Linked DNA regions of Homo sapiens: region 1 is linked to region 2. The links are chromatin loops, found by intact Hi-C in ENCODE. Cell type or tissue: heart right ventricle. All regions are shown on one strand. Links, peaks and the distances in the headings refer to the core of each region. The heading gives the core; the rest is flanking DNA. Region 1 overlaps SETX (senataxin). Region 2 has its middle 23 kb from the start of RAPGEF1.

Region 1 (16,403 bases), core at 4,625-12,624, 510 kb after region 2:
CCACTGCACTCCAGCCTGGGTGACAGAGCAAAACTCCGTCTCAAAAAAACAAACACCAAACAAACAAAACACCACAAGAATACCAAGGGCTGCATCCCCAAACCAGTAAATCAGTAATGCTAGGATGGATCCCAGGCAATCAGAATTTTTTTTTTTTTTTTTTTTTTTTTTTTTGGTTGTTGTTGTTTGGGACAGTCTTGCTCTGTCACCCAGGATGGAGTGCAGTGGCACAATCTCTACTCACTGCAACCTCCGCCTCCTGGGTTCAAGCGACTCTCCTGCCTCAGACTCCCAAGTAGCTGGGATTACAGGCGCCCACCACCACACCCGGTTATTTTGTGTTTTTAGTAGAGACGGGGTTTCACCATGTTGGCCAGGCTGGTCTCGAACTCCTGACCTCGGGTGATCCGCCAGCCTCGGCCTCCCAAAGTGCTGGGATTACAGGGATGATCTGCCGCACCCGACCTCAGAATTTTTTTTAAAAGCCCCCAAGTGAGCCCAATGTGCTCCCTAAGGTTAAAAACTCAAGGCTGAAAACTACCAATCTGACAATTCTGTTGCAATGCTGCTTGAAAACAAAGATAACTGTGTCTACTGAGCTGACAGGACAGCAACAGAGTTCCTCCTCCTGCAGTTTCAAACACCCAAACTACGAATATGCCATTTCTGCCATTTGACTTGGCAAATGCCTTCTGTGTAGTAGGACAGGGTGACGATAACTCACGTCTTTGGAGTCATGGAGGGATCCCTTGTGTACAGAAACTGCCTTTGTGGTGCTGTACAACATTATCAATTCTATTTGAGCTGAGGCTAAATTTTAGTTTCGTCCCTCAATTATTTATTCCTCAATGAATGGTGAAACCCAGGAGGTGGGGGCGATTGTGGGGGCGGATGGGTCAGGAAAGAGATGTCTGGTGACTTCAAAAACCATCACTAAGGCTGCTGCATAACCAATTCCACAAATGACCACCATGCAGCACTCATCTCTCGCCAGGCCATTGGGCAAATTTATTACTCCCCCTAAGTCCCAAACACACCATTTTACCCTCCCTGGTAATTTGTGTATGCATACTGAACAAGCCAAGCAGGCCAAGTGGGCTGTGTGCACACACTTCTGGGTACAGAAGGAGACACAGAGGCGGAGGTCAAGTGCCTTTTAACAGGCACAAGTGTGGGGAAGCTGACTACATTTCCTGAAGTTTATTGTTTTATAAAGTGTGTTCCACTTCCATAACCATCAGCAATTACCCCTGGCAAGGGCAATTCTACCCTGTCCCTCCACCAGTGCTTCTGGCAGCTCCTTTCACGGGTCACTGTTCATCTGTTCCTCCTATCTCACCTCCACCCCAATTCCAGCCTAATGATCAGCACATATTTCTGTTGGACCAAACTTCAGTCTGTAACTAAACAGCACAGCTGGCCTCAATGCACCTCATTACTGTACAGAGAAGATTCCAAAAGGAGCTAGGAAGGAGGGCCGGGCTGGATAATGAAACTTTTTATATCTGAATTGCACAAATCCCCACCAAGTAATTTCAGCATAAAGCAAACCAAATGGCAGACGAAATGATGTTAGTACCTTGTAGTTTACTTCATAATACATAACCTCTAATCCATGTCCATCTTCTTGTTTCTGCTTTTAATTCTGCCATTTCCTCTTAAAATTTAGGGTTTAACAAAGACAACAGGGCTGTTTGCCAAATCGCAGCTATTAATTCACAGCATAGAAAAGTCAAAGCTATAGCAAAAAATTGCTAATCTGCACAACTTTAAAAAATAGTTCAGTACATTTTTGTTATAAAATTCATTTACAGGAGGTTATTCACATGTACTTGTCAAATTTACTCCTGATAATTCACAAAAACATACAACTCAACAAACTGTGCACAATAAATCCAAGGCAAATTATATACAAAGAAACAAAACAAGCTTTTAAGTAGCACATATTCATTTGAAATAACTAATATTGAAAGAAGACAGGGAACTTTCTTTTAATGCCATGGCAAAGACGAAGCGAAGAGCCACACTTCACACCTTGTAAAAAGAATAGCCCTGTTCAACAACGCTGCGCTGACAGCCACATCAGGAGGGGCCACGGTGAACATAGGAAATGGCTTTGGCAAATACTTGTACCAACTGGAACGAGTGAAGTTTCAAAAGTAATGTGAGGTACAACTGCATTCCGCTGTGAAAGGCCGTCACAGGACACAGGCTCGTCTGTTAGAAAGGATGATCTAGTTCTACCATTAATTCTTGCAGAATCAGATCTGCTGAGTGGTGAACCAACAGGTGAACACAACGTAAGAACAGGCATCAAACTTCACTGGAAATAATATTGTTCAGTGTGTGGCGGCAAAATATGCATTTTAGAGAAAACTTATTTCTCAAATCATGTGTTAATAGTATTAACATGAGCAGCGTGAGAGACATCCTGACCCCAACGTTTTTGCCATGCCTCCCTTTAGAAGCTTAGGAGTTTGTACATTCCCTAAGTGGTCAGCACTACAAGTGTCTGCTAAAATGGGCACTTCATCAAGATAACAGGAAAGCAAACTTAAAGTAACGAGATTTCTTCCCAAAGGCACATGGAAGAAGCTGATAGAGCCCTTGACCCAGACAGAATGGGACCCATCCCTACCCGTCCTGAACTGTCGCACACTGCATGGCCAAAGACAAACTCTCCACCCCCACAGAGGAAGCAGTGGCTGACTCTGGGGACAAAGCACTCCAGGAAGTCACCTGCTCCCTGGGTTTCAGGAGTATTCAGTTGACCGTCTGGACACCAGTGAGGGAGACACAGGTAATGAAATCAAATGCTCAAACTTTTGGCAACCGAAAGTTGTTTTTTAAAGCTCTTTATAATCTGCTCAAGTAGAATTTCTAACACAAAACCCTTTTTTGCTTAAAAAGCAGATGACAAAGGAAATGTCAAATAATGCACATGAATCTTCAGCTATTTTCCTACCCCCAAATGAGATATGGGGCTGCACAGCATTCACTACAGATCCCTAGTTTTTACAACTGTCAACTGTACATTCTCATGTTTAGGATACTCCAGTTCACTGCGTGGATATTTGGAAAACTGGACAAAATCAGGCAGCCCACCCCTCCCTTGTCCCGAGCTTCCTCGATCTCCATTCACCATGACCAATTTTTTCCCCCACAAAAGCACTATCACCTCTAATAGTAGCTGGAAACACCTATCAGATATTCTAAACAGCATGTATTTTTACCAGGTAGATGATTTCTGAAGATCACAGGAAGTCTACCACTCTCTTCCCAGTTCTGAACTCCTCTGGTTACGCTTCATTTTAAATCGGGTGCTTCTTTCCCGCCCAAAATATTCTATTTGGCCTGCCCCAGTGGTTCCCAAGCTGCCTGGTGATCAGAATCCCTTGGGAAATGTTGAACACACAGCTTCCCAGGCTTTCTGGAAAACTAGTTAGATCTGTCTGACAATCTGTAAGCTGAGGCGATTCTTCCACAGCTGACCCAGCGCTAATCTAGCATTTGGCAACCAAATGTCTGTACCTCACCAGTCACACAAGGCTCACAATATGCTGGGAGCATTTGAATGATAGCTCAAGAATTATTCTTTCACTCCATATTCTTCTCTCTCAAGAAGATTAGGAATTTTAGCTAGGGAACTATGTGCATACTGAAACAGGTAAATGAACTCATCACAGAAATATAATACCCTGGGCCAATGCACTCTATCTAAAAATGCACCATGTCAGCAAGACTTTACCTAACATAACCGTGCTGCCCAAAGTGTCCCCTAGGAGACTCCAGGTTTTTGGGGGGGTTTTTGCTTTTTTTAATAGAGCCAGAGACACCTGACCCACCAGCACTAACTCAGCTTATTCCAAGCTAGGCTGTTAAATAATTATCTGTCTTGCTCTAACAATGGTTGAAAGGACCCGCCCTCCTCCCATCTTTTTTTTTTTGGTAATATAAAGTTTGTTCTGTTGAAAACTGATTAACATTTTAAACAGGGGGAAAGAAAAGCGGTCTACTAGATTAAATTTTAAAAGGATTTTGTTATTTGCTATACAAATATACATTTCAACTTTTACAACATTCACTCCAGTCTGACCTCCTTGTCTATAGAAGACTAAGAGATCAACATTTCCAGTCTCTGACTTCAAGGACATTATTACGGATACACAATGCCCTCTGAAAGCTTTTGCAAATGACAGAAAATACTGAAGATGACCAGAGGCTCAGGTGTTAAGGATGCATTTTCCATGTTTTCCAACAGCACACAAACTCCTTACAAAAAACAAGCTTATCTAGATGGTCCCACGAGCTGGTCATCTTCAGTTTACAATATGCTGTGGCTGCTGGCCCATGTCACTGGGCTTTCCTATAAAAGCTTTCTTTTCTTGGAACTGCTGTCCTCCTGCTCCAGTGTCCTCTTGTCCCACCTAGAGTTCCTCCTGGTGTGATGGGTCTCGGAACCACACTTCTCCTGCTCCCCTTCACTGAAAGCCCTGGCCTCTCTCCTGTGACAGAGCTCCTCTTCCGGGTCATCACATTTGCTCTGACACGTGGAAGCCTCGGGACTGGCAGCTGGAGGTTCGCCCCGCACGGGAGGTTTGTGGCTGCTCAGAGCAGCCACTACAGCAGCGGGCTGCTGTATATGGCTCAGGTCCTGGTGAACGACAGGGAAGCCCGGCTCGCCCGTAGGAGGTGTTGCTCCAGGATGCTGGGGGCTCGAGGGTTGTGGATCCCAAAGGAATATTCCTCCTTTGACCTCAATGCCCATCCTCTTCAGCAGTCGTGGGTCCTGAAGTTGGTCATGAACAGGAGGTCTTTCAGGGTCCTTTGAAGTAACAGTAAGAGTAATTTCCTTGGAGTCAGAGGGTGTGTGGTATAGAGAAGCAGCAACAGATGTCTTGGCAAATCCACTGTCTAGCTTGCTGCTGGGCAAACCACCCTGGGGTCTGGACCCCTCTGGGGCTATGGTAGGAGGGTGAGTGAGACTTCTCTGCAGCACAGGCTTGAGTTTCAGAATCTTCACTGCATCATGTCTATAGTTTTTGTCACAGGTCTTAATAATGGCACCACGCTTCTGAGCATCCTGAATCAGCTGATTCCAATGCTGGTTTTCCTTGAAACAATGAGAAGGGAGAAATAATTACACCCCAAAGAGACACTGCTTGGGAAGCATAGAGTTCCAGCTTTCATTTCTGAACAAATAATACATATTATTGTATGAACATATTCTCAAGATTCATTACTCGTCAGACAAGGATGAAAGGAAAAAATAAATTCAAATAAAAAATGATAAAGTCCCATTCCTAAAAATAAGACCTGGTCACAACCTATAATGGAGAACTTCAACTTTTGTTTTTTTTTTTTTTTTTTTTGAGACAGAGACTCACTCTGTTGCCAGGCTGGAGTGCAGTGGCGCGATCTTGGCTCACTGCAACCTCCACCTCCCGGGTTCACGCCATTCTCCTGCCTCAACCTCCCGAGTAGCTGGGACTACAGGCACCCGCCACCACGCCCGGCTAATTTTTTGTATTTTTAGTAGAGACGGGGTTTCATCATGTTAGCCAAGATGGTCTCGATCTCCTGACCTCATGATCCGCCCGCCTCAGCTCCCAAAGTGCTGGGATTACAGGCAGGAGCCACCGTGCCTGGCCGAACTTCAGCCATTTTTATCAGTGCATTCAACTGCAACGCAGGTCTGCACTAGTCACTAGGAGCATCATGTTGCTATTTATATTTCAATAAATTAAAATAAAAAATTCTGTTCCTAAATTGCATCAGCCACATTTCAAGTACACAGCGGTCACACACGACTAATGGCTATTGTACTGAGCAGTGCAGACACAAAACATTTCCGTTATCACAGAAAGGTCCTTTGGACATTGGTGATCTAGAGTACTGCCTACACCTCTTGGCAGGGCTAACGTTCTGAAACAGGAAGGTCTGGTTTCAGAAAGCAAACTTCTGAGTGCATGTGACTATTCTAGAAAAAGGCCCAAGGCTTTCACTGGATTTCTAAAGGCCTCCCAAACCCCGAATGGCTAAAACATCTTCATCCACCGAGATCTCAAGATATCATCTCACTTTCTGCCTGTTTCCTACAGGAGCTTAAGATATTAAATCCCATCGGGAAAGTTGCCAAACACATGCACCTCTCCTCTCTTCCCGAGTTTCTTCAGAGGAGGCTGCTGCTTTACAACCACTAGAATTCGGGTCTCTTTAGAAAGAAGAAAGAAAAGAAGAAAAAGGATAGCTACCCTCTCATGGGGGCTCCTGTACTGTTCATAAAGGTATGTTAGGGAAGCAGTGAGGCTGCACAGTATTTACTTGCTGTGTGACCTTGGTCAAGTCACTTGACCTCTCTGAGCCTGTTTCCTCATCTGTAAAATAGGAGTAATATTTTATTTAATGGATTCTAAAGTGCACGTTGCTTTCACATTTTAGCATTTCTGACCTTGGGGAGCCTCTTGGCCATGTACCTATCCTTGGAAATTACATGATGAGGCAATTATAACCCTTAGACTTTTAGTCAATAAACCATTTAAAAATAATGCCTGAAAACCTTCTACAGACATTTTCTGATAAGACAAGATAACACCAGCATTAAAACTTATGCACTGGGCCAGGTGCAGTGGCTCATGCCTGTAATCCTAACACTTTGGGAGGCTGAGGCGGGCGGATCACCTGAGGTCAGAGGTTCAAGACGAGCCTGGGCAACATGGTGAAACCCCGTCTCTACTAAAAATACAAAAATTAGCCAAGTGTAGTGGTGCACAGCTATAATCCCAGGTACTTGAGATGCTAAGGCATGAGAATCGCCTGAACCCAGGAGGCGGACGTTGCAGTGAGCTGAGATTGTGCCACTGCACTCCAGCCTGGGCAACAAGGTGAGGCTCTGTCTCAAAAAAAAACCCCCAAAAAAACCTTATACACTGGAGATAAAGGGTTCTAAGAAATCCTGGAGACAATGGTGTAACTCTTAGCAAATGCTAAATTGCCAACCTTATTATTGCACTTGGGATGAATGACAACACTGATGACTATGGATTGGGAAGTGATTCATTCGTGCTAAATTCTGAAAGTGAAATATTTTTAGGAATATCTTAACCTATTATTTTACTTGTATTTTCTATGTATGGATAAGAATATGGTAAAAATCTGTCTAAAGTCTTAAGAGTCCTTTCAATAAATATGAAAGTTCTAAGTGAAAATAAGGCACTGTGTCATAGTCTAATAATGGTACATAAAATAGTGGTGTATATTATAATGAATGGTTTCTTGAATTTGATGAACTATGGTAATAAGCTGACTTCACAGTAGTTTTTCAAGGTTTGGAGAAAGTCATGTGACCAGAATAAAATGCTTGGCCCGGTGGCTGGCATACTGAAGACAGGTCTGTGGAGGGAGCGCCAGGCTCTGGGGGCTCAGTTCTCTTTCTCACTCAGATCTCTAGAGATCCTTAGCCTGTGGCTCAAACACATATGTGAAGCAGATGGCCTTGCAATTTTTGCTAAGTTCACTACACCTAAACTTGGTGTTTAATCCATTCCTAAGATCACAGAAACAGTTCTGAGCAGGCACTATTAGCCTTGGTTTCTCAGAGGAAATCAAACGCTTTAATGATTGATCCCATTCCCATAAGGGGAACTAGGCTAAAAACTTAGAAACAAAAGCAAATGAATCCCCAAAACAACAAAGAAAAAGCCCAAGGACAAAAAAAGTTAGGAAGCCCAGCTGACATGTCGGGAAGTTTCAGATTCTCGTCTGTCTCTTTTTGTAGCACTGCCTTCCTAGAGTGAAGACAATGTCGGTGCCATTAGCTGGAGGTCAGTGGTCTGCACAGTTGTGCAAGTGTGACCCAGGGGCTCCCAAACACTGTCTAAACGGAATGTGAAAAAGGGTTACAGAATAACCTTGCAAACCCTACTTCCCATGTCCTCCTTGGGCTGCCCTGCCTCCTGCACCCCACCCTTCACAATCATGATGCGCCTCATCCATCCAGAGTGCACTGCCAAGACACATCAACACCATGAGGTGCCAACTTAAGGGAGGATGAAAAACAGTAGTGCCCACAAAGCCTCCTTTAATCAAGGCATCACTAAAAGATGTATCTCTAGCAACATTTCATTTACTTGTCAGGTTTAAACATGATCAAAATCTGTGATATTAAATATATTTGTCTTGTTTTGCTCAACTGTACAAATAAGTGTTAACAGGCTATTCAATTGATAAGAGATCACGTTTTAACACTCAGATGCTTATGGTCACAGGAAAAGCAATTTTTAAAAATCCAAACCTACATTTTGAGATAACTATAGATTTACAGGAAGTTGCAAGGAAAGTACTGAGAGGTTGCATGCACCCTTCACATGGGTTCCCCAAATAGTGATAAAAATCAACTTTTTAGGCCGAGGTGGGATGACTTTAGCCCAGGAGTTTGAGACCAGCCTGGACAACATGGTAAGACCCTTTCTCTACTAAAAGTACAAAAATTAGGTACATGCGCCTATAGTCTCAGCTACTCAGGAGGCTGAGGTGGGAGAACGGCTTAAATCCAGGAGGCGGAGGCTGCAGTGAGCTGTGATTGTGCCACTGCACTCCCGCCAGGGGAAAACAACTTTTTAAACTTTCAAGTTATACAGAAATTTTTGTGAGAGAGGTGTAGATCAGTGAGATTAACTTAAAGGCTTTTAATTCTAAAAAGAGATTACCCCAGTGAATCTTAGCCTAAACAAGCAGGAATGGAAGTACAATTTCAAAGAGAGGAAAAAATAAAATAATATTGCTTTCTATTCCACTGGATATATTTAAGAGTGATGTAATAATTTTAATTGCTGTATTTTAAAATGTCAATATTGATAATACATCAGAAGCATAATCTTCAGTAATATTTAAACTTACAAAGATTTTTTCTATCAACTTAAAAATAGGAGGTACATAAAAATAAACGGTACACAGCTTTTAAAACTTCCTTCAGAGCAGGCACACAGACGACAAAGGCTGGAGGTGATAGAGGAGTGAAACAAGAAAGAAGGTGTATCTGAGCGCCACCTGGTGGCAGGAACCAAAACCAGGGGAAACAGCCACCAAGTTGGCTCTTCTTAGATGAAATCAATGACTTCATAAAAAAGAGAAATGAGGAAAACTACAAAGTTATTACCCCTAATAAGACAAACAGCAAATACGTGCTACATCTAGCTGTGATATCAGTGAATTAAGCTGTACCATTTGTCTACTGAAGTTGGAAACTCGTACACCTCTTCCAGAGGGGCGCCTGTCCTGGCAGAAGAATGCCGGAGGCGCTAAGTGCTGGAGAAACAGAGTGAGCAGCACAGCTCCCAGTGCCAGCAGAAAAGCAGAGCAGAGCACGCGCCTGCAAACTCTCTCTGGCATTAAGCTGGGCCAATAACAGCCACATTTACTGAGTGTTTACTAAGTGCCAAGCAATTGCTTTGGCACTTTACATCTGTGGGTTTAATATACCTTCTTAACAATAATCCTATGATGTGGATAATTTGTTTTAAAATGGTCACCTTGAGAGCCCAGTGTAGATACTTGGGTTCTGGGCTGAAAAAAGGCGAATGGTTCACGTGTACACAAAAGCTCCTAGGAAGAAGTTGCTGGAAAACATAACAACCATTATTTTGTAATCCAGAAATCATTTACACTTTGATGGAAAATAAGAACAAAAACTCAATCCAACAACAGTAACAATGGGTAAACTTCTGAGCTCTCTGGTACCTACCATCAGGGTCCTCAAATGTCCGAGGATGAAGAGGCTGTACTTGGCTCGTGTGATGGTGACATTCAATCTCTGCAAACTTGCCAGGAATCTAGGCAATAAAAAAAGAGTTCCTTCTTTGTCTAGAATGACTTAACATGCCCATGTGAGACAAAGGTGGACTCTAGAATGACTCAACGTGCCCGTGTCTGACAGAGGTGGAATCTTGAATGACTCAGTGAGCCCGAGACACAGGTGGACTCTAGAATGACTCAGCGTGCCCGTGTGAGACACAGGTGGATTCTAGAATGACTCAGCATCCTCATGTGAGACACAGGTGGACTCTAGAATGACTCAGCGTGCCCGTGTGAGACACAGGTGGACTCTAGAATGACTCAGCATCCTCATGTGAGACACAGGTGGACTCTAGAATGACTCAGCGTGCCCGTGTGAGACACAGGTGGACTCTAGAATGACTCAGCATCCTCATGTGAGACACAGGTGGACTCTAGAATGACTCAGCGTGCCCGTGTGAGACACAGGTGGACTCTAGAATGACTCAGCATCCTCATGTGAGACACAGGTGGACTCTAGAATGACTCAGCGTGCCCATGTGAGACACAGGTGGACTCTACAATGACTCAGTATGCCCATGTGAGACACAGGTGGACTCTAGAATGACTCAGCGTGCCCATGTGAGACACAGGTAGACTCTAGAATGACTCAGCGTGCCCGTGTGAGACACAGGTGGACTCTAGACTCAGCATGCCCATGTGAGACACAGATGGACTCTAGAATGACTCAGCATGCCAGTGAGACACAGGTGAACTCTAGAATGACTCAGCATGCCCATGTGAGACACAGGTGGACTGCAGGCAGCTTTTCCGGGACTCCTTCACTCCTCTAGAAGTCACAGTGCTTTCTTACTCTCCGTCCCAATACAGGGTACCGGGCACAGAAGAATTCCTATTAAAAACAGGAAACAAACCAAAACCTCGGGGCTTCCTTCAAAGTGATGCATCTATCAATTTCCTATTTTTACCTGGATAAGATAATTGGAAATTTTAACAGTGCAATCTTGAAGCCTTGAAAAATCCTAAAAATGTGGTACCAGCCTAATCACTTTATTCTTACATTTAAATATATCTAGACTGTTAAGATATTGTAGAACTAGTGTAGAAATACATGAACACCAGATAAATATTTCAGTAGATCAGAAAAAGAGCTCAGAAATAGAATTGATGTATGATAAAAGTGAAATTTCAAATTAGCTGGGAAAGAAAGGTCTATTTATAAACTGACCCTGAGATACAACTGGGCTCTGTATATGCAGCCCATCCCAGGGAGGGGCAAAGATTACTTTAATTACTATTTTATTTGAAAACGAACTAATTTATAACCTGTAAATTCTGTCTGCTTCTCATGACAAGAAACAAATAATCATGTAAGAGTCTTGGGCTTGGGATATTTTCTGTCACTCATACAGGTGTCCTTAGCATCTTAAATAAACTGACAGTAGTTAAGGTGAACAAATTTAGCCAAAGCAGGAAAACACAGAAAACAATGACACTTTGACACATACCATGGGGAGTAATATGCCTCTGCAAAGTATAATCTAATTATTTATTTGAATCTTATTAAATAAAAGAACAGATTCACACTATGAAATGGGTTAATATAAAAGACACCAAGGCCGGGCGCAGTGACTCACGCCTGTAATCCCAGCATTTTGGGAGGCCAAAGTGGGTGGAGCACTTGAGCTCAGGAGTTTGAGACCAGCCTGGGCAACCTGGCAAAACACTGTCTCTACAGAAAAATACAAAAATTAGCTGGGCGTGGTAGCACATGCCTGTAGTCCCAGCTACTCGGGAGGCTGATGCAGAAGAATCGCTTGAACCCAGGAGGTGGAGGATGCAGTGGGCCAAGATTGCACCAAGATCTAACAGTGGGTCTATTTCACAACTTAAAAGAGAAACTTTCATAGTATTACACAGGTTTTCACAAAAGAAAATTAAAAAAGCAAATGGTGTTCTCTAACAGTGATAATGAACCTAATCCTGAACTATAAACAAGCAACAATGTATACAAGTATAAAAGAGCAACAATGACAGTAACTCACCCAATTGAACCTTGGATGCTATTTGCTCTGACACACGTAACAATAACACAATCCTTCTGCCGACCCTGGAATGCATCCACAGTGTCTACTTCTGCTGGTCTATTTACAAAAGAGAAACATATTTACTGGAAAAAGGAAGATAATTATTAAGTATACATATTTATAAACTAGTTTTTTGGTTTTTTTTTTTTGAGACGGAGTCTCACTCTGTCGCCCAGGCTGGAGTGCAGTGGCGCGATCTCAGTTCACTGCAAGCTCTGCCTCCCGGGTTCACGCCATTCTCCTGCCTCAGCCTCCTGAGTAGCTGGGACTACAGGTGCCCGCCACCATGCCCAGCTAATTTTTTGTATTTTTAGTAGAGACTGGGTTTCACTGTGGTCTCCATCTCCTGACCTCATGATCCGCCCGCCTCGGCCTCCCAAAGTGCTGGGATTACAGGCGTGAGCCACCGCGTCCGGCTTAGTTTTTTGGTTTTTGACAGTCTAGCCTCACTCTTGTCCAGGCTGGAGTGCACCAGCATATTCATAGCTCACAGTAACTTGAACACCTGAGCTCCGTCTCAGCCTCCTAAGTGGCTAGGACTACAGGCATGGACCACCACCCTAATTTTTCCATGTTTTGTAGAGATGGGGTCTTGCCATGTTGCCCAGGCTGGTCTCAAACCCCTGGCCCCAAGCAATCCTTCCACCTCACCCACCCAAAATGTTAGGATTATAGATGTGAGCCACCATGCCTGGCCTTACAGTCTTTATTTTTAAAGAAACTTAAAAAAAAAAAGAGAGAGAGAGAGAGACAGAGTCTCACTGCGTTGCCCAGGCTGGACTCAAACTTCTGGGGCTCAAGCAATCCTCCTTGCCTCAGCCTCCCAAGGAGATGCATGCACCACCATGCTCGGCTGCTAAGACATTTTAAAAACATTTTCTTGGAGGTTAGCCTGAATTTCCTCCTCTCTCCATTCCCTGGCAACCACTAATACACTTCCTGTCTCTACAGATTTTCTTATACTGTGAGTTTCACATAAATGGAATTACAAAATGTGATTATTTGTGACTGTTCCCTTAGCATAACATTTCCAAAGTTCATCCATGTTGTAGCATGTAACAGAACTTCATCCCTTTCTTCATTAATATTTCATTGTACCACATAGTACAAGTTATTTACTTAGTGTTAAGGTGGCAGCGCTCCCCAAATTGATCTACAGATGTAATCCAACTGCCTTTTTTACAGAAATGGTCACGCTGATACTAAGTCTTTGGCTGGGCATGGTAGCTCATGTCTGTAATCCAAGCACTTTGGGAAGACTGTGTGAACTCAGGAGTTTGAGAACAGCCTGGGCAACTTAGGAAGACCTTGTCTCTACTAAAAATGAAAAAACACACAAAAAATGCAAAAAACAACACAACACTAAGTCTTCCAGTCCATGAAAACAGGATGTCTTCACATTTATTTAGGTGGTTTTTTTTTTGTTTTGAGATGGAATTTCGCTCTCGTCGCCCAGGCTGGAGTGCAATGGAGTGATCTCAGCTCACTGCAACCTCTGCTTCCCGGGTTCAAGTGATTCTCCTGCCTCACCCTCCAGAGTAGTTGGGATTACAGGCGTGTGCCACCATGCCCAACTGATTTTTGTATAATTAGTAGAGACAAGATTTTACCATGTTGGCCAGGCTGGTCTTGAACTCCTGACCTCAGGTGATCCACCCACCTGGGCCTCCCAAAGTGCTGGGATTACAGGCATGAGCCACTGCACCCGGCCTATTTAGGTGTTCTTTAATTCCTTTCAACAACGTTTTGCAGTTTTCAGCGTACAAGTCTTATACTTCTTTGGTTCTATTTATTCCGAAGTGTTTTATTCTTTTTGATGCTATTGTAAATGGAATTGTTTCAACTTCCTTTTCAGATTGTTCATTGCTAGTTGCATCAAAATATAATCAACTTTCACATATTAATCTTGTATCCTGCTAAGCTTATTATCTCTAATAGTGCCTTTGAATGGCTTTGTTAGGGTTTCTAGAAATAAGATCATGCCACCTATGAAGAGAGAGTTTTACTTTTTTCTTTCCAGTAAAGATGCTTTTTATTTATTTTCCTTACTTAACTGCTCTGGCTAAAACCTCTAGTACAATGTTGAAAAAAAGCATTAAGAGTTTCAAACATCTCTCCTGATCTTAGAGGAAAGGCTTTCATTCTTACCATGAAGTATAACGTTAGCTATGAGTTTTTTGTAAATGCCTTTTATTAATAAAAAAAGTTCCTTTGTATTCTTTTTTTTTTTTTAAATCATCAAAGCATTTTGGGTTCCGTGCAACTTTTTTTTGTATCTACTGAGCTGATTATGTGGGTCTCCTCATTCTTCTAATATGGTATATCATATTGATTTTCATATGTTGAAGCAATCTTGCATTCCTGGGATAAATCCCACTTGGTCTTGATGTATAAATCCTTGTAATAACCTGCTGAATTCAGTTTGTCACTATTTTGTTGAGGATTTTTGTATCTAGTCATAAAGGATTTGGATCTGTAGTTTTCTTGTGATACTTTCCCTTGGCTTTGGTATCAGTGTAATACTGGCTTCAAAAAATGAATCTGAGTGTTCTATTTATTGGAAGCATGTGAGAATGACTTGTGTTCATTCTTCTTTTAATATTTGATAGAATTCACCAGCTTAGCTTGGTTCTGGGCTTTTCATTATTGGGAAATGTTTCATTATTTGTTATAAAGGTCTGATTTTTTCTTTTTTTTTTTTTTTTGAGATGGAGTCTCGCTCTGTCACCCAGGCTGGAGTGATGCAGTGGGGCAATCTCAGCTCACTGCAGCCTCCGCCTCCTGGGTTCAAGCGATTTACCTACCTCAGCCTTCCGAGTAGCAGGGACTACGGGAGCGCGCCACCACGCCTGGCTAATTTTTGTATTTTTTTTCAGTAGAGATGGGGTTTCACCATGTTGCCCAGGCTGGTCTCAACCTCCTGACCTCAGGTGATCTGCCCGCCTCAGCCTCCCAAAGTGCTGGGATTACAGGTGTGAGCCACCACACCCAGCCTACAGGTCTGATTTTCTATTGTTTTCTAGATTCGATTTTGGTAGTCTGTGTGCTTCTAAGTTAAGATGATTTTAAGGTTATGGATCTCCAATATTTAATCTTTAATTTTACTGCTGAGGTAAGAAGGAAACAAAAACATGATTTTCATTCTATACATAAAGGCAATACAAGGGTTAAATCATTTATTTAAAGTGAAATGTTACTTTTAGTCTTGCTAGAACAAGAATTCAGATGAACAAGTCATGGAACTAAAAGGTAAAGACCTGGCAAGTTTCTTAGTCAATTCCACTGCCAAGGAGAATGTTGACATTCCAACTGCCAGGAAGTAACCTGTCTACCCAGGAGCCACACAGCACAAGTCTATGAAAGCCAGCAGCATCCCAGCTTCCTCGTGCCGTATCACCAATTTGCACAGACCACTCCTTAAGAGTTTCCCTTTTCTTCTTTCCTTCTATATCCTCTCATTCTAATTCAACAAGAAAATTGGAAATATTTATAAAAATGCCTCACCCTTTTCTATCGAACTCTTTGTCCAAATCCTTCTGAATCATCGTCTTCTGGGCCTTGTAATGAGTTATTATGCCAATGTTTCGAAAACTAACATCCTTTCTTTTGTCTTTAATAAGCTTAATTATTTCCATCACCAGTTTTATTTCTTGAACATTTATATATGAGCTAAACAAGATGGAAAAAGAAAACACAGTGTTATCAAAACTAATAGCAGGCTAATTGCTAACTTAAGTTCCACTGAGTTTGTTTCCCATTATAGTAAAGGGCAGGCAGATAGGCTTCATCTTTTATTCAGCTAGCAGTGACTCCAAGAGGCTGTTACAATGACCATTAATATGGTATATATGAATAAATGTGAAAATACTATGGTAAATATGAATACATGTGAAATGCCCAGTGAAAAATGAAGTTGTAGAGAGAAAAGAGTTTGAAATCAACTGAAGTTTAGGCACCACTTTCTTCATCTGTTGAAACAGGGAGAGCAGTATTAAGAACAGCAGTATTAATAAGAACAAAGATGTGAATAAGAGATAGCTAACATGAATTAAGGATTAACTATCTTCCGAACACTGAGAAAATGCTTTACATGTATGATCTTCCTTGTCCCTCACCACTGGCTGCATACAACACACACCACACAACCGAGCAGCTGCCATCCACACAGACTCAATGTGAAGGATGTGTCCCACTTGACCCCAGTTGAACAACATGGGGCCCTGGAGCAGGTTCATGTCCTCTTTGTAGTCCTCAGCAGCCTCATATCCTGCACTCTCAACCCCTCCTGAAAACACATGCTCCCTCATGACCATACCGGACCCAAAATGCACCAAGACCAGGGGATGCACTGCCCCATCCCTTGATTCCTGAGGCTACCTTACCCGCCTTGCTTTACGAGCCTTAAATACCCATTCTCCTAACTTTGAGACTTACTAAATGGACAACCCAATCAGCTAGCGATCTCTTCCATCCCTGAAATCCTCATGATGCTCTGCGGCTTAACTCGCAATCCTCTGCTCTCCT
Region 2 (16,403 bases), core at 3,439-11,438:
CAATGGAAGCCTGGGGCCGTCTGGACTTTTCAGTGTTAAATATGCATTCTCTCCATGCTTGTGAGAGCCTGTTCTAGACGCACCTGGCCGGGGGGCTGCCTGCTGACTCCAGCTCCTGCTTTGTTCCTCCCCCTGCCCCCACCACTGGGAATTCCAGAACAACAAGGCCTCTTGCTCACCTGGATAGCGAGGAGGGGCTGAGAAGACGCCTGGTTGCTGGCTCCGGTTGGCACCCAGCCTTGTTCTTCTCTCTTCTGCCAACTGCTTTTAATTTTATACTCTCTTGTCTTATTTTTATGAGCACTTGTGAGACATGCTTAATTGTTTGTCTTCTCCCAGAACAAGGAGGGTATAAATAAATAAATGAGAAATTCACAAGAGAGTGGGCTGGGCACAGTGGCTCACGCCTGTAATCCCAGCACTTTGGGAGGCCAAGGCGGGAGGATTGCTTGAGCCCAGGAGTTCGAGACCAGCCTGGGCAACATGGTGAAACCCCTTTTCTACTAAAAATACAAAAAACTAGCCAGGTGTTGTGGCGTGCGCCTGTAGTCCCAGCTACTTGGGAAGCTGTGGTGGGAGGATCATCTGAGCCCAGGAAGTCGAGGCTGCAATGAGCCATGATTGTGCCACTGTCCTCCAGCCTGGGAGACAGCAAGACCCTGTCTCAAAAAAAAAAAAAAAAAAGAGTGGTCTGTGGATATAACTAGCAAGGTCTCTTCTACACGCGGACTTAATAAAAAATCGACTCTTCAAAGTCTCCAGGATGTAACCACCACCAGCCTTACAGGTGACTTCACATCCCCTCTTCCTCACCCACCAGCCCCGATGTGGGTGGCATTAGGACCAGCTCTTCCTCCCCAGGGCCCTGCTGCAGTACAGTGAGGTCTTACTGAGTGCTGTGATGTCAGCTTTTGCTGTCACATGGTGGCGCTGTGGAGCCCTGCGTGGCTTTCGGCTCCCCACCTCCTCGCTCCGGCTGCTGTGAATGAACTGCAGGTGCTGTGTGTTTTCTGCTTCTCCCTTCCTCCTGGAGATTCTTTCCTGGGCTTTTTTTCCTGCTCCTATGCCACTGGCACCTTGTGGCCGCCCCCCCCCCCAACCACCCTCACCTTGTCACAGTAATACTTGTTACTGTGTTAGTTCTTTGTTTGTTTTTTAGAGATGGGGTCTTCCTATATTGCCCAGGCTGGACTCGAACTCTGGGGCTCAAGTGATCCTCCTGTCTACAGGTGCATGTCACCACACCTGGCTAATTTTTGTATTTTTTGTAGAGACAAGGTTTCAGCATGTTGCCCAGGCTGGTCTCGAACTCCTGGATTCAAGCCATCCACCCGGGTTGGCCTCCCAAAGTGCTGGGATTACAGGCATGGGCCATCGCACCTGGTGCTTTTTAGTGTTTGTATTGAATAATATTGTTATCGATTTTTTTCGGTTAACAGAAAAAGTTAGAAGGAGAAAGTAAAAACCACTCCGAATCCCACAGTTCTGTGATAACCACTGTTAACATTTTGGCAGAGAGGCTTTCAGACCAGTTTCCCAGAGTACGCTCCCTGGAACACTAGCCCTGAGAAATGCTCCTTAGGGGGAAAACGTGGGGAATCCCTTAGTCAAAAGATCCCGGGAAGAGCCGCATTCTTCTCATTGAGCATCACACATCAGCAAAGTAAAGGCACAGAGTTCAGCTTTGCCCAAATCAGTGAGCCCCTCAGAATCTTCCATGGGAACCCCTGGGATTGCAGCTTGTAAAATGCTATTTTAAGTTCTTTGCTATGAGTGGACCCCATGTATATGCACAAGGCACATTCTTAAAAAAAAAAAAAAAAAGGTTTGGCCAGGCGTGGTGGGCTCACGCCTGTAATCCCAGCACTTTGGGAGCCCGAGGAGGGTGGATCACCTGAGGTCAGGAGTTCGAGACCAGCCTGGCCAACATGGCGAAACCCCATCTCTACTAAAAATACAAAAAACAAAACTAGCCAGGCGTGATGGCACACACCTGTAATCCCAGCTACTTGAGAGGCTGAAGCAGAAGAATTGCTTGAACCCAGGAGGTGGGGGTTCTAGTGAGCCGAGATCGTGCCACTGCACTCCAGCCTAGATGACAGTGCGAGACTCCATCTCAAAAAAAAAAAAAAGTTTTACAAAAATTAGAATATACCAAATAACCCTCTTGTAATATTTTTTCTACTCAATATGTTGGCATTTTTTCATATTAATAAGTATAGCTGTATATCATCAATATAGTTTTAAAATTAATTTTTGATAGTACATGCACATGAATAGAGAACCCAGAAAGAGAGCTCTACGAGTATGCCCAGCTAATTTGTTGACAATGATGCAAAAAGAATGCAATAAAGTGGCTCATGCATGTAATCCCAGCACTCTGGAGGCTGAGGCAGGTGGATCACTTGAGCCCAGGAGAGTTCAAGACCAGCCTGGACAACATGGTGAAATCCTGTCTCTACTAAAAAAAAAAAAAGAAAAGAAAAAAGAAAAGATTAGCCAGGTGTGATGGCATGCATCTGTAGTCCCAGCTCTCGGGACATTGAGGTGGGAAGATCACCTGAGCCCAGGAGGCGGAGGTTGCAGTGAGCTGAGATCTCTCCACTGCACTTCAGCCTGGGTGACAGAGTGAGATCCTGTCTCAAAAAAAAAAAAAAAAAAAAAAAAAAAGAAAAAACAATAAAAAGGAACGAACTATGATCTATTGATACATGAAACAATCTGATGAATCTTCAGAGAATTATACTGAGTGAGAAGAGTCATCCTGTAAAGGTAATATATTGTATTTTTCCATTTATATATAATTCTTGAAATGACACAATTGTAGAAACGGGAAACAGATTAGTGGTTGCCAGCAGCTAAAGAGGGGGCAGGAGTGGGAGAGAAGTGGGGTGGCTAGAAAAGGAAACCAGGGCGGATAGTTGTGATGATCGAATGTTTTGGATCTTGACTGTATCAGTGTCAGTAGCCTGGTTGAGATAGCTTTCTATTGTCTTGCAAGCTGCTATCAATGGGTAAAGGGTACCAGAGATCTCTCTGTATTATTTCTTACAACTGCATGTGAATCTACAATTATCTCAAAGTAAAACTTATTTTAAAAAAATCACAAAAGTATTTAGATGATGAAAAGTACATTTCTTCCCCTCCCTGGGAGCAACCACTGTGCTCAGTCTCTCCATCCTTGCTTCTAAAAGCTGTGCTGTATTTCTCTGGGTGGCTGTGCCATATTTTATTGGATCAATGCCATATTGTTAGATGTTTAGGTTGTTCCTAATTTTCACCATTACAAACTGTATTATTATGAGCATCCTTGTATATATCTTTGCTAGAAGTGAGATTTCTGGGTGGAGAAATATGTATGTGTGAAATGCTGAAATGTTGATACATGTGGCCATATTGTCCTCTACAAAGATTGTATCAATTTACACTTTGCCTGAGCGGTTTATCTTCTGACTCTAACAAGCTATTAATACTTTTCTTCCCCACTAATCCACACTTTAAATTAAGAAAGGGTACCACCAATAAAAATCTTGGAGAAACCTTTCTCTGTAGTATTACACACAAACCAGGGAGTCGGGATGGGAAACAAAGGCATAGCTTCCGTATTTATCGAATTTCTAAAAGGCAAATACATCACCTCATCGCATAGACTTTTTTTTTTAAACAGTGAAAGGAAAACGCCATACACTTTACAAGATCAACCATGCCTAGTTTTGTTATAACATTTCCTTTAATCTTCACCTAAAAGAAGCCTTCTTGAAATCCTTTCTATCTTCACTTCCACTGCTCTGAAAAATAAACTCTGTAACCTCTTATTTCCTAGAGAGGAAAAAAGTTGATTTTCACAGTCTAACATGCCCAGCTTAGAACGAAAAAAATTGAACAGTCAATGCCAGACGGAGCATGAGCTCCATGGTGGGGAGCTGTGTTCTGGACCAGAAAGTTCTGGTTGTAACTCACTGCACTGTCACTTATGGGTTAGGGGATTTTGGGCAAGTTATTTAAATGCTCTTAAACCTGTGCTTTTGAGTGTAAAATGGGGATAATAATGGTGATTGACCTTGTAAGACAGGGAATATATGCTTCTACTACAGCTTCCAGGAAGGATGAGCCAGGTAGAGGTAGGGGTCTGCAGAACATCCAGGCAAGAGAAAGGTCAGGACTGGACAGTGGAGCTCCTGACGGCCACCCAGGGCCAGCCATCTAAGCCACTGTCACCAAAGCCACTATAAGCCAGACATTTACTAGCTGTGTGGCGTGCACCACGCCATGCTTCAGTTGCTTCCTCCTCTAAATGAAATTGATAGTAGTACCTGACTTCTAACTTGTTACAAAGCTGAGAAGGGAAAGTCTGCAAAGCACTTAGTTGAGTAAGCAATTAAGGGAGGGTGCAATCTGATGATTCATGGAGGCAGCTGCTCTTGCATTTGTATCAATAAAAAGGCTGCTACCTCCCAGACAGGAGAAGCAGGCAGAGGCAGTTTTGGCCAAAAGACTCCAAACCCCCAACTCTTTCCCTGACTCAAATAACCTTAATGCTCTTAGAGTCTGCCTTTCTGCAAACTCCACAAATCAGAATCTGCACACACAGCTTTTTTCCTTTAATTAAAATAGCTCTTATTGCTTTTTTTCATATCACAAAAGTTATAACACATTTATTGTAGAAAAATGCAAAAATACAGACAAGGAAAAAGAAGGGAGGAAGGGGAAGCTACAATCCTATTCTGTAGCTTCGAACTAGGAAATTAAGTGTGTTTCATAAAAGGAAGAGGTCTAGGAGGACCCTCTGGGGTTTTGAAAACAATGAGCAGAAGCCAGTATGCCTGGGACTTCTCTGTACCTGTACTTCACCAGCATTATCTCAGTGAGACCCTACAGCAATCCTAAGTCCACCTGATCACAGCCCTAAGTCCCCTCTGCTCAGAGCTGCTGCCAGCAATGAGCCCGGCACCCCTCCCCTTCCTTCGTTGTCTCTGGGTTTTTATTTCTAGGTTGTTCTTAAAGTTTTTCTTTGATTTTTTATTTTTTTTCGAGACAGAGTCTTGCTCTGTTGCCTAGGCTGGAGTGCAATGGTGTGAGCTTGGCTCACTGCAACCTCTGCCTCCTGGGTTCAGGCGATTCTCCAGCCTCAGCCTCCCAAGTAGCTGGGATTACAGGCGCATGCCACTGTGCCCGACTAATTTTTCTATTTTTAGTAGAGACGGGATTTCACCATGTTGGCCAGGCTGGTCTTGAGCTCCTGACCTCATGATCCACCTGCCTCGGCCTTCCAAAGTGCTGGGGTAACAGGCATGAGCCACTGTGCCTGGCCTGATTTTTTTTTTTTTTTTTTTGAGAGATGGGATCTTATTCTTTCACCCAGGCTTGAGTGAAGTGGCACAATCATAGCTCACGGCAGCCTCAAGGTCCTGGGCTCAAGTGATCCTCCTGCTTCAACCTCTCAAATACCTGGGACTACAGGTGCATGCCACCACGCCTGGCTAATTTTTTGTTTGTTTGTTTTAATGTTGTAGAAACGGAGTCTCACTATGTTGTCCAGACTGGTCTCAAACTCCTGATCTAAAATGATCCTCCCACCTTGGCCTCCCAAAGTGCTGGCATTACAGGCACGGGCTACCATGCCTGGCCATTTTTAAGGTTAGCAGACAAACAATAAAGCAGGATAGTCTTACATGTACAGCTTGGTGAGATTTTACCCCTAGATAAACACCATCCAGAATAAAATCTAGAACCTTCCCAGTATCCCCCTCCCCCACCCACCAAGGCACCCTTATACTGCTTCCAGTCAGAAGGCCTCACCCTGCTGGAGGTAACCATTATTCTGATGTGTATCGCCATAGATACCTTAGGCCTTTTTTTTTTTTTTTTTTTTTTTTTCGAGATGGAGTCTCACTCTGCTGCCCCAGCTGGAGTGCAGTGATGTGATCCCAACTCACTGCAACCTCCGCCTCCCGGGTTCAAGTGATTCTCCTGCTGCAGTCTCCCGAGTAGCTAGGATTCCCGGGCCCACCACCATGCCCAGCTAATTTGTTTTTTTTGTTTGTTTTTTTTTTGTTTGTTTTTTTTTGATGGAGTCTTGCTCTGTCGCTCAGGCTGGAGTGCAGTGGCATAATCTTGGCTCACTGCAAGCTCTGCCTCCTGGGTTCACACCATTCTCCTGCCTCAGGCTCCCGAGTAGCCAGGACTACAGGCACCCGCCACCAAGCCCAGCTAATTTTTTGCATTTTTAGTAGAGACGGGGTTTCACCGTGTTAGCCAGGATGGTCTCAAACTCCCAACCTCAGGTAATCTGCCCGCTTTGGCCTCCCAAAATGCTGGGCTTACAGATGTGAGCCACCACATCTGGCCCTTAGACCTGGTTTTGAACTTCATGTAAGTGGGAAGTTTGGGTCTAGCATCTTTTGCTCCATACTATGTCTGACATCTGCTTATGCTATTACCGTAGTTCTTTTTTTTTTTTTTTGAGACAGGGTCTCGTTCTGTTGCCCAGGTTGGAGTGCAGTGGTGCAATCATAGCTCACTGCAGCCTTGATCTCCTGGGCTCCAGCAATCCTCCCACCAGCCTCCTGACTAGCTGGGACCACATGTGCATGCCACCACACCTGGCTAATTGAAATGTTTTTATTTTATTTTTTTATAGAGACAGGCTGTCACTAGGTTGCAGGCAGGTCTCAAACTCCTGGCTTCAACTGATTCTCCTACCTTGGTCTCCCAAAGTGCTGGGATTACAGGAATGAGCCGCTGTGCCTGGCCAACATGTAGTTCTTTTTCACTGCAGTATAATATTTCATTATATGAACTATATATGACTACCACAATTTGTTCATCCAATCTACTCTTTTTTTTTTTTTTTTTTTGAGACAGGGTCTTTCTCTGTCATCCAGGCTGGAATGCAGTGGTGTGATTTAGGTTCAGTACAGCCTCCACCTCCTGGGCTCAAGTGATCCTCCCACCTAGGCCTTCCAAAGGGCTGGGATTACATGCATGGGCCACTATGCCTGGCCCATTCTGCTATTGATGAGCATTTGGGTTGCTTCCAGGTTTGGGTCATTACTAATACAGCAACCATAAACATCCCTGTGCCTGTCTTTTTTAAGTGTGTGTGTGTGTGTGTGTGTGTGTGTGTGTATGTCCAGATTTCCGTGTGCACACCCAGGCATGGAGCTGCTGGGTCTCAGGGCACATGTATATTTCACTTCAGCAGCCAAACATTTCCTGAGTCGTTGTACCAATTTACACTCCTGTGTGTTTCCTTGGCTTTAAAAACTTGCAATGATGATGTTGGTAGCTGCAAAACACACACCAGGAAAGAGTCCCAACATTTCCCTAAATCCCCACTCAGTGTGGCATTGAATTTGTAGGTGACAGGGTACACAGTTTGCACTGGAATCCTGCCTTGCTGTTTTCCTTCTCACCTATTTATGCTGCCTTCACATGATCCTGACACAGGAGCACACACACGCACTCACACACACGCACACACGCTTGCACACTTGGGCCAAGGCATCTACGTGGGGATTCCACGTTGCGCCTTGACCCAGCCACTGGGAGGGCGGCACTGGTTTCGCCCTGGCCCCGGCGCCTGGCTAGGCCTGTAGGCTGCCCCGGCAGTGGCTGCCATCTGTTCCAGGCGGGGCGGGGCCATCGTGTGGACGACGTGGGGTGTCCGCAGCGCCGGGGTGAGGAGGGGCTAGGATGGAACAGTGGCGGCCAAGGGCGCGCGGCCCTCTGGCGGGCCTGGCTGCCGGCGGAGTTCTGCCATGCGGCCACCAGAGGGCGGCACAGTCCCACAGAAGACAGCCCCGCCCGGCGCCTCCCAGGAGCCACCCGGGAGGACCTGAGAGCCAGCGGCGGACCTCGCTGGGAACTGGGTGGGTCGTGGGGAGCCCACGTTCCCCTCGCCTCACACCCTGCTGTGGTGGACTGAGCCCGGGGAAGGAAATCCAGAAACCACTTGGCTTCTGTCACTCACAAGCTCTGGGACGTTGGGAAAATGATTTGGCCTCTCTGTGCCTCAGTTTCTGCACCTGTAAAATGGCAACACCGTAATGATAATGGCCCACCCCCCTGGGGTCCTATCCCGAGGCTCAGTACCGATAACAGTGTTAGAACTATGATGACGGCCATTGCTGGGAACATTGCAGAGCTAAAAACTAAAATAAAAATAAAAAATAAAATAATGATGATGGCCAGGCATCCTGGTCCACGTCTGTAATCCCAGAACTTTGGGAGACCGAGGTAGGAGGATCACTTGAAGCCAGGCGTTTCAGACCAGCCTGGGCAACATGACCAGACCCCATCTCCTCAAACAATACAAAAATCAGCCAGATGTGGTGGCTCGGGCCTGTAATCCCAGCTACTCAACAGGCAGAAGTTGGAGGATCCCTTGAGCCTGGGAGGTCGAGGCTGCGGTGAGCCGTGATCACGCCACTGCACTCCAGCCTGGGCGACAGAAAAGACCCTGTCTCGAAATAATAAAATAATAATAATGATGATGATGATAATAATAATAACTATGGTCTATTGAGTGCTTACTTCATGCCAGACGCGGGGCTGGTGCTTCCAAAGCCTTCACTCATTTAATTCTCACAGCCACCCTCTGAAGATGTGAAGGCAGGTGGGATGGGAGAGCTTCAGCGTCGGTGCCATCTCCACCCTGAGCATGTCCCCAGCTGTCCTGCCCTCCCTGGGTGTGTCTTTCTCTTCTGTCTTCAGATCACAGCCCACCCCAGAGGGTACTGTGATTATCCCCACCAGACAGATGGGCAGACAGAGGGCAGAGGGGCAAGCCAGCCTGCCCCAGCTGTAGGAGCCAGGCTGGGGCTCCCCGACTCCACCCCACACCGTCTGGCCAGAGCACCTGGTCAGAGTTGCTGGACAACAGTCAGTGGGCATTGGTAAGGCCCGAGGCACCATGCAGATATGTGGCTGTCATCTCCCCGGGAGAAGTGAGCATGGAGTTGGCCGGCCTGGGGCTCCATTCCACCCCCTCAGCCACTGCTGCTTCCTCTGTAGTGTGAGGGGTAGAAATCAGTGCTTTGCCACCAGGTGCGGTGGCTCATACCTGTAATGCCAGCACTTTGGGTGGCCGAGCTGGGCGGATCACCTGAGGTCAGGAGTTTGAGACCAGCCTGACCAATATGATGAAACCCCATCTCTACTAAAAATACAAAAATTAGCCAGGTGTGGTGGTACACATCTGTAATCCCAGCTACTCAGGAGGCTGAGACGGGAGAATCGCTTCAACCTGGTAGGCAGAGGTTGCAGTGAGCCGAAATCGTGCCTTTGCACTCCAGCCTGGGCAACAAAAGTGAAACTCCGTCTCAAAAAAAAAAAATTTCTTTTGCATTTTTAGTTGAGACGGGGTTTCACTATGTTGGCCAGGCTGGTCTCGAAGTCCTGACCCCAAGTAATCTGCCTGCCTCGGCTTCCCAAAGTGTTGGGATCACAGGCATGAGCCACTGCCCAGTCTGCAATTTTCTTTTGAAGAAAATAGTCCTGATGGTAACCTTTTATTTTTATTTTTAATTAATTAATTATTTTTTTTGAGACAGGGACTCACTCTGTTGCCTGGGCTGGAGTGCAGTGGTGCAATCACACCTCACTATAGCTTCGACCTCCCGGGCCTAAGCATTCCTCCCACCTCAGCTTCCCAAGTAGCTGGGACCACAGGCCTCAGCCACCATGCCTGGCTCTGATGCTAAAATTAACCAAAAATAATGTTTAACGCCACCAGACTAGATAATTCCTGAGGCCCTTCCTAGTTCTAAATATTTTATGAAAACTTTCTTGAACCTATTTGTATTTTTGGCTGGTAAGTTCAATTTACCTTTACCCTACTGGGTCCAGACTTCCTCCTCCTCCTTGTCCTCCTCCTCCTTTTTTCCCTCCTCTTCCTCCTTCTCCACCTACCCTTTCCTCCTCTCTCCTCCTCCTCCTTCTCTTCTTCTATCTGAGAGATTATCTTTCTCAAGTTTTAGGCACTCACCATTCCAATCCCAGTTTTGGCATTCCCAGGTTTTTTGTTAAGTCTCTGTCCTACCCTGCTTAGCTCTGTTTCTGTGGCCTCACTTGTGCCTGTCCTTCCCGCTCAGTTTCCTTTCTGGATCAGCATTCTAGCTTTTCCCTCTGGAGTTTTCCATGAGACTACCCTTTACCATTATCTATCTGGTCCTTCCCTAGACAAGATCTGTGGCATTTCTCAAAGAAGACGGCAACTAGGAGACCACATGGCATTCTGGGAATGGGTCACCCGGGTCTGGGAGGAATGAGTTTGTTATTAACAAGTGAGAGAGAAAAGAGCTGTTCCCGTGACGAAAAGGAAAAAGAGCATCAAGTATAAATGCACGCTTTTTCATCACCATCTCCTGGTCTCTGCTTCCAGCCTTTTCTTTTGAATGTAGAGATAAATCCACTCTATTTTAATAAACTCCACATTTTATGCGGTTTTCAAGGTGTATTGGAAATAGGGTAAATTTTGATGCTAGCATATCTGAAAGCATTTTAAATAGCATCTATTCTGCTGGGGAATCAAGTAGTACGGCAAGAAACACTACTTTGCCTGTAAATAAACTACCTTCCATCCTAATCTGTAGCCCTGCTCTGAAGGAGCGCCTAACACTTTCTACACAACACGGGTGGAGATGTCCACATCTTCCAGAGGACTCAGTGTCCTTCACGATGACGTATCCCCTTCTGCTGCATAAGAACAAGATGATCAGTCAGCATCAGCTAATCAATCAATCAATCAATCATCAATCCAGGAATGTTCCTTCTCTGCCTAACATGGACCTCGTAATGTTACAAACATCGGGGAGGGGCAGGGGATAAGAAAACAAAGCCTCCCCCCGTAACTCCTGCTCCCAGGGCACAGAAACACATTGTGTCTTGAGAGCAACATCAGCTTCAGCTTTGGGTGCTGCCATGAAATGCAGCACGAACAGTGATAGAAGAGAGTTTAGAATAAAATCTGTATCCTTGCCCTGGCCCCCAAGGCTGTGCCTAGCCCCCCTTCCTCCTGGGTGTCTGCACCTATGCTCCCCATGCTCTTGCCGCGTAGCCCTCCTTCAGCTCCTGCTGGGCCGACCTCCTGCTCCCAGCCCTGCACACGTGGAGTCCCCACCTTTCAGCTCCTCTTCAACCCCTGTCTCTGCTTGGCGGGATCCCTCAGAGATTCCCAAAGGAAACCAGGTCCCAGCATTAATTCCCTTTTTCAGCACGCTTGATCAAAGTGGGTGATTACATCTTTTTTTTTTTTTTTTTTTTTTCAGTCAGAGTCTCGCTCTATCACCCAGGCTGGAGGGCAGTGGTTTGATCTCAGCTCACTGCAACCCCCACCTCTTGGGTTCAAGTGATTCTGCCTCAGCCTCCTGAGTAGCTGGGACTATAGATGCATGCCACCATGCCCAGCTAATTTTTGTATTTTTAGTAGAGACAGGGTTCACCATGTTGGCCAGGCTGGTCTCGAACTCCTGACCTCAGGTGATCCACCCACCTCGGCCTCCCAAAGTGCTAGGATTACAGGCGAGAGCCACCGTGACCGGCTGTGATTACATCGTGTTCATTTAATTTTGGCCTCCCTGGCTGGACTGTGAGTTCTGTGTCTGTCTGTGTCATGGTATCCTCAACGTCCAGCAACGTGTCTGCACCAGTGTCTTGTGAGTGCTGAATAAATGAGAGTGTGCACTAAGGTTTGATGAGCAGCCACAGGGGCAGAGCGTGGGTGCAGTGATCAGTTCTCCCGGGCAGGAACTGCCAGGCAATTATCCCAAGGGATAAATCCTGTGTCCAGCACAGCAATTGGCCCTGCAGGGATGTGGGGGAGAGGGAACAATGGTGGGCAGGGGGAGAATAAGACAAACCATGGCGGGGGTGGTGAAGGCCTGAGAAGGAGATGGAGCCATCACAGGTGTGCCAACTGCAGCTGTGTGCCAGGGAGAAAGAGATCAGTCCAGCTCCAGGCTTAGGGCAGGTCCTCTCTACAGCAGGGGCATCAGATAATTAATCCAGTTGATGTTATTGAGTGCCTACTATGTGCCAGGCACAAGCTCCGGATGCGTGGATACAGCTGTAGGCAAAGTCCCTGCTTTCATGGAGTATTCATTCCAGGCAGGAAAGATTACATGCAAGTAAATATCCATTTATCTCTGTTGATGAATATTTGGGGATTTTTTTCCCCAGCTTTTGGCTATGCCCAATTAAAAAACCTGTGGTTTATCCATTTCCTAGCAGAGCGCTTAGCAAAAACAAAAACAAAAACAAAAACAAAAACAAAAGGACTGAACTACAGGTACACACAACATAGAGGAATCTCAGAATAATGATGTTGTGTTCAGTGAAAGAAGCCAGACCAAGAAAAAAAAAAGAGTAGACAGGGCGCAGTGGTTCATATCTGTAATCCCAGCACTTTGGAATGAGGACAGATCACCTGATGTTAGGAGGTCGAGACCACCCTGGCCAACCATGGCCAACACAGTGAAACCCTGTCTCTACTGAAAGTACAAAAATTAGCTGGGTGTGGTGGCGGGCACCTGTAATCCCAGCTACTCAGGAGGCTGAGGCAGGAGAGTTGCTTGAACCAGGAAGGCAGAGGATGCAGTGAGCTGAGAAAAGAAAAAAAAATAGTACATATTGGAGAATTTTTTTTCGAGATAGAGTCTCACTCTATTGCTCAGGCTAGAGTGCAGTGGTGCGATCTCAGCCCACTTCAACTTCCACCTCCCGGGTTCAAGCGATTCTCCTGCCTCAGCCTCCTGAGTAGCTGGTGCTACAGGCGCATGCCACCATGTCTGGCTAATTTTTTTTTTTCGTATTTTTAGTAGAGATGGGGTTTCACCATGTTAGCCAGGATGGTCTCGATCTCCTGACCTCATGATCCACCCACCTCGGCCTCCCAAAATGCTGGGATTACAGGTGTGAGCCACCACGCCTGGCCTGGAGAATTTCGTTACATAAAATTCTAGTAATGCAAACTAAACTACAGTGATGAGAAGTGGCTCTGTGGTTGCCTGGGGACACTGGGGGCTAGAGGTTAGTACCTCCAGGGTACCACAGGGCGTGAGGAAATTTGGGGGGAAAATGGGTATTGTATTAGTTTACTAGGTCTACCATAACAAAGGACCACAGACTAGGGGGCTCAAATAACACAAATTCATCTTCTCACGGTTCTGGAGGCCAGAAGTCCGAGACGTCGACAGGATGGGTTCCCTTCGAGGGTAGTGAGGGAAGGCTCTGTCCAGGCCTCTCCCGGCTGGTAGACAGCTGTCCTCCCCTCGTCTTCCCTCTGTGTGTCTGCGTCCACATCTTCTCTTATTTTTTATTTTTATTTATTTATTTATTTATTTATTTTGAGACGGATTTTCTCTCTTGTTGCCCAGGCTAGAGTGCAATGGTGTGATCTCGGCTCACTGCAACCTCTGCCTCCTGGGTTCAAGTGATTCTCCTGCCTCATCCTCCCAAGTAGCTGGGATTACACGCACCTGCCACCACGTGTGATCTCGGCTCACTGCAACCTCTGCCTCCTGGGTTCAAGTGATTCTCCTGCCTCATCCTCCCAAGTAACTGGGATTACAGGCACCTGCCACCATGCCCAGCTAATTGTTTTGTATTTTTAATAGAGGCGGGGTTTCACCATGTTGGCCAGGATGGTCTCGAACTCCTGACCTCAGGTGATCCACCCGCCTCGGCCTCCCAGAGTGCTGGAATTACAGTGGTGAGCCACCGCACCCAGCCAAATCTTCTCTTCTTATGAGGATAGCAGTTCTCATTGGACTAGGCCCACCCAATTACCTCATTTAAAATGAATTAGCTCTGTAAAGAACCTGTCTCTAAATACACTCATATTCTGAGGTACTGGGGGTCAGGGCCTCAACAAATAAATGTTCAGAAGATCTCATTTCACTGCCTAACAGGCGTATTCACTATCTTGACCCTAGTGATGGTTTGACGGGTGTCTACATATGTCCCAAAGTATCAAATAGTGCACTTTAAACATGTGATGTTAATTACGCCTCAAAAAAGCTGTTAGGAATACAAGTCAATGAACATATCACCCATGCGGCAATGCTCCCTATGAAGGGAGAGGGCTTCCAGCACTGGAGAGGGCTGGTGGGAGGCTCCATCTTTCTCAGATGGGGAAGAGGCAGAGCATTGCCTGAAAGGGAACGGCAGGAGGGAAGGCCTCAAGGTGGGAGCCACGGGGCTCATTCAAGAATGGAAGGAAACCCAGAGAAGTCACATGGACAGGAGCAGTGGGGTCTTCTGGGGAGGTCAGAACTGGAGATAGACATTGGAGATTCATTTTCCATTCATAGTTTCTTTTCTTTTCTTTTTTTTTTTTTTTTGAGACAGAGTCTCACTCTGTCACCCGGGTTGGAGTGCAGTGGCATGATCACAGCTCACTGCAACCTCTGCCTCCTGGGTTCAAGTGATTCTCGTGCTTCAGCCTCCCGAGTTGCTGGGACTACAGGGGCATGCTACCACATCTGGCTAATTTTTGTATTTTTTTTTTTTTTTTTTTTAGTAGCGACAGGGTTTCATCATGTTGGCCAGACTGGTCTCGAACTCCTAACCTCAAGTGAGCTGCCTGCCTCAGCCTCCCAAACTGCTGGGATTAAAGGCAGCCCAGCCTGTTTCATATTTTGAATGATGAGAAGCACTTCCTAGGGAAGAGGGAGCAGCCTGAGGGCATCCTGGGCAGGGGTGGAGGTTTCCCAAAATGCCAGGGGAATTAGGTAATTCGTTCAGATACCACAAATACCTTAAGGGTTCTTACTCTTACTCCCATTTTGGCTAGAAGAACAAGAATAAGAAGAACTTTTCAAAACACCCATTTCCATAAATATATTTAAAGGCACACATAGACAAACCCAAAGAGAAGAAATATAGAGCTTATTAGAGGTGATGGTGACTTTAAAGAAAAACTCACCACTGCTTGTAGCAGGACTGGCAAAACGTTTCATCTTGCATTTGAACTCTGGCTCATTCACTTCTTCAACAAGTGTTTACGAAACACCTACTGTGGACCCAGCCACCATTCTAGGCTATGAATGAAATGGACAAAGTCGCTGACTGTGTGAGCTTCTTGGCTAGCTGGTCTGGAAGACAGGTTGAGACTGGCTGCCAGGAGGGCCCCCTTTAGCCAGGACTATCTTTATGGCTGTCGTCACAGTGTGATCACTAACAGCACCCTTTTCCTTGTTGAGACTCTGGCTTCAAGGTTGGTGGCAAGGCAGTTTTCCCATCCCTTTTAGCCCAGAAGAATGCTATAAAATGCAGTGCCCTCTTCAGAGCCTGGAAAGTCTAAAAATCTTATTACCTTAAATCCCTGTGATCAGTCACCAGATTTAGATTGTTCTATATTTAAGTGTTAATTTTGTTGATTGTATCCTTTAGACCCAAACTTGAAGAGGTCTGTCTCAGGGGAAAAAAATCCAATCAATTATAAATTGAAAACATTATTTTGAGGATAATGTCACGGGGAAGGAATTATGAACTGCATGTGGGAGATTGACCAAAATAGTCAGGGAGAAGATGTAAGGCATGTTTTTGATTTGTAGTATCTTTTTAAAAATTAACATTTGTTGCTTTTAAAAAATGGATCACCTGCTCTGTGCCAGACCCTGTGCTAGGTACTGGAGCATCACATTTAATTCTCTTAAAAGTCATCTGTGTTATGTATTTTTTATCAAAGGGGAGCCCATCAGGCTTGGAGGAAGAAGTGAGTGAGTGAGAATTTGAATCTGGTTTGCCAGGCTCAAAAGCGTGATCTTTTCCATGCACAACACAACCTCTTGAGCCTCGTGGGAAAGACTATATTTCCCAGGGAATATCTCACCTGCCCCCAAAACTTCAAGCCAGCAAGTCATCAATGATCGCCCCCTCTCAGGCACCGAGGACTTCTAGCCTCATTATTTCATCACCTACTAGCCCCTACTTGATAATAATAACCCCTAATGCCTGAGATGGAGCCTCCTTGCTCGCCAAGGTAACTCCTTTATGATGTGGAACTTCATTCATTCAGGCATTGGATGCCAGACGTATAGGGGTGCACAAGACAGATGTGGGCCCCAACCCCAGGGAGCCTATATCCCAGTGGGAGGGACAGATAGTTAAATGGAGAATCCCCTGTGAGGGCTGCTGGGATGCAGAAAGCACAGGTGCTGCAGGGCACGCAGCAAGAGCGGGAGTGCTTCCTGGAGGAGGTGACATTAAGACTGAGACCTAGAAGCTGGGGAAGACTTAGCTGGGGAAAGAGGAGCTGGGGGAGTATTCCACAGCATGTGCGCAAGCCTGGAGGAGTGAGAGAGCATGGAAGCTTCCAGAAGCAGACGGAAATTCAGGGAGGCTAGAATGTAGAGTGCAAGTGAGAGGGTAACAGGAAACAAGGCTGGAGGTGTTACTTT

The links. A loop is a pair of places that touch in the nucleus more often than their neighbours do. Peaks named below come from ENCODE experiments on the same cell type or tissue, not always from the same donor. Only the 100,000 strongest peaks of a DNase experiment are listed, where the experiment ranks them.
Region 1: it touches region 2 in a loop (18-fold over the local background); 91 of 110 quality-filtered maps call a loop at or near these places.

What each region holds. Positions count from the first base shown.
Region 1 is chr9:132,259,873-132,276,275 of GRCh38, forward strand. SETX (senataxin) reads right to left here. Exons shown (of 26, transcript NM_015046.7): 23 at 15,384-15,548; 24 at 11,838-11,936; 25 at 9,743-9,830; 26 at 1,484-5,113. The coding sequence ends at 4,367. Among named protein-coding and RNA genes, the nearest start is that of SETX, 87 kb to the right of the region's middle. RefSeq lists enhancers at 8,811-9,797, 9,480-10,679, 9,798-10,783 and a silencer at 9,884-10,058. In heart right ventricle, for the core only: CTCF peaks have their summits at 9,047 (motif pointing left) and 9,254; DNase peaks (open chromatin) are centred at 7,989 and 9,039; H3K27ac peaks cover 3,010 bases.
Region 2 is chr9:131,754,863-131,771,265 of GRCh38, forward strand. No RefSeq gene overlaps it. Among named protein-coding and RNA genes, the nearest start is that of RAPGEF1, 23 kb to the left of the region's middle. RefSeq lists an enhancer at 233-840. In heart right ventricle, for the core only: CTCF peaks have their summits at 7,774 (motif pointing right) and 7,984; a DNase peak (open chromatin) is centred at 7,769; H3K27me3 peaks cover 896 bases.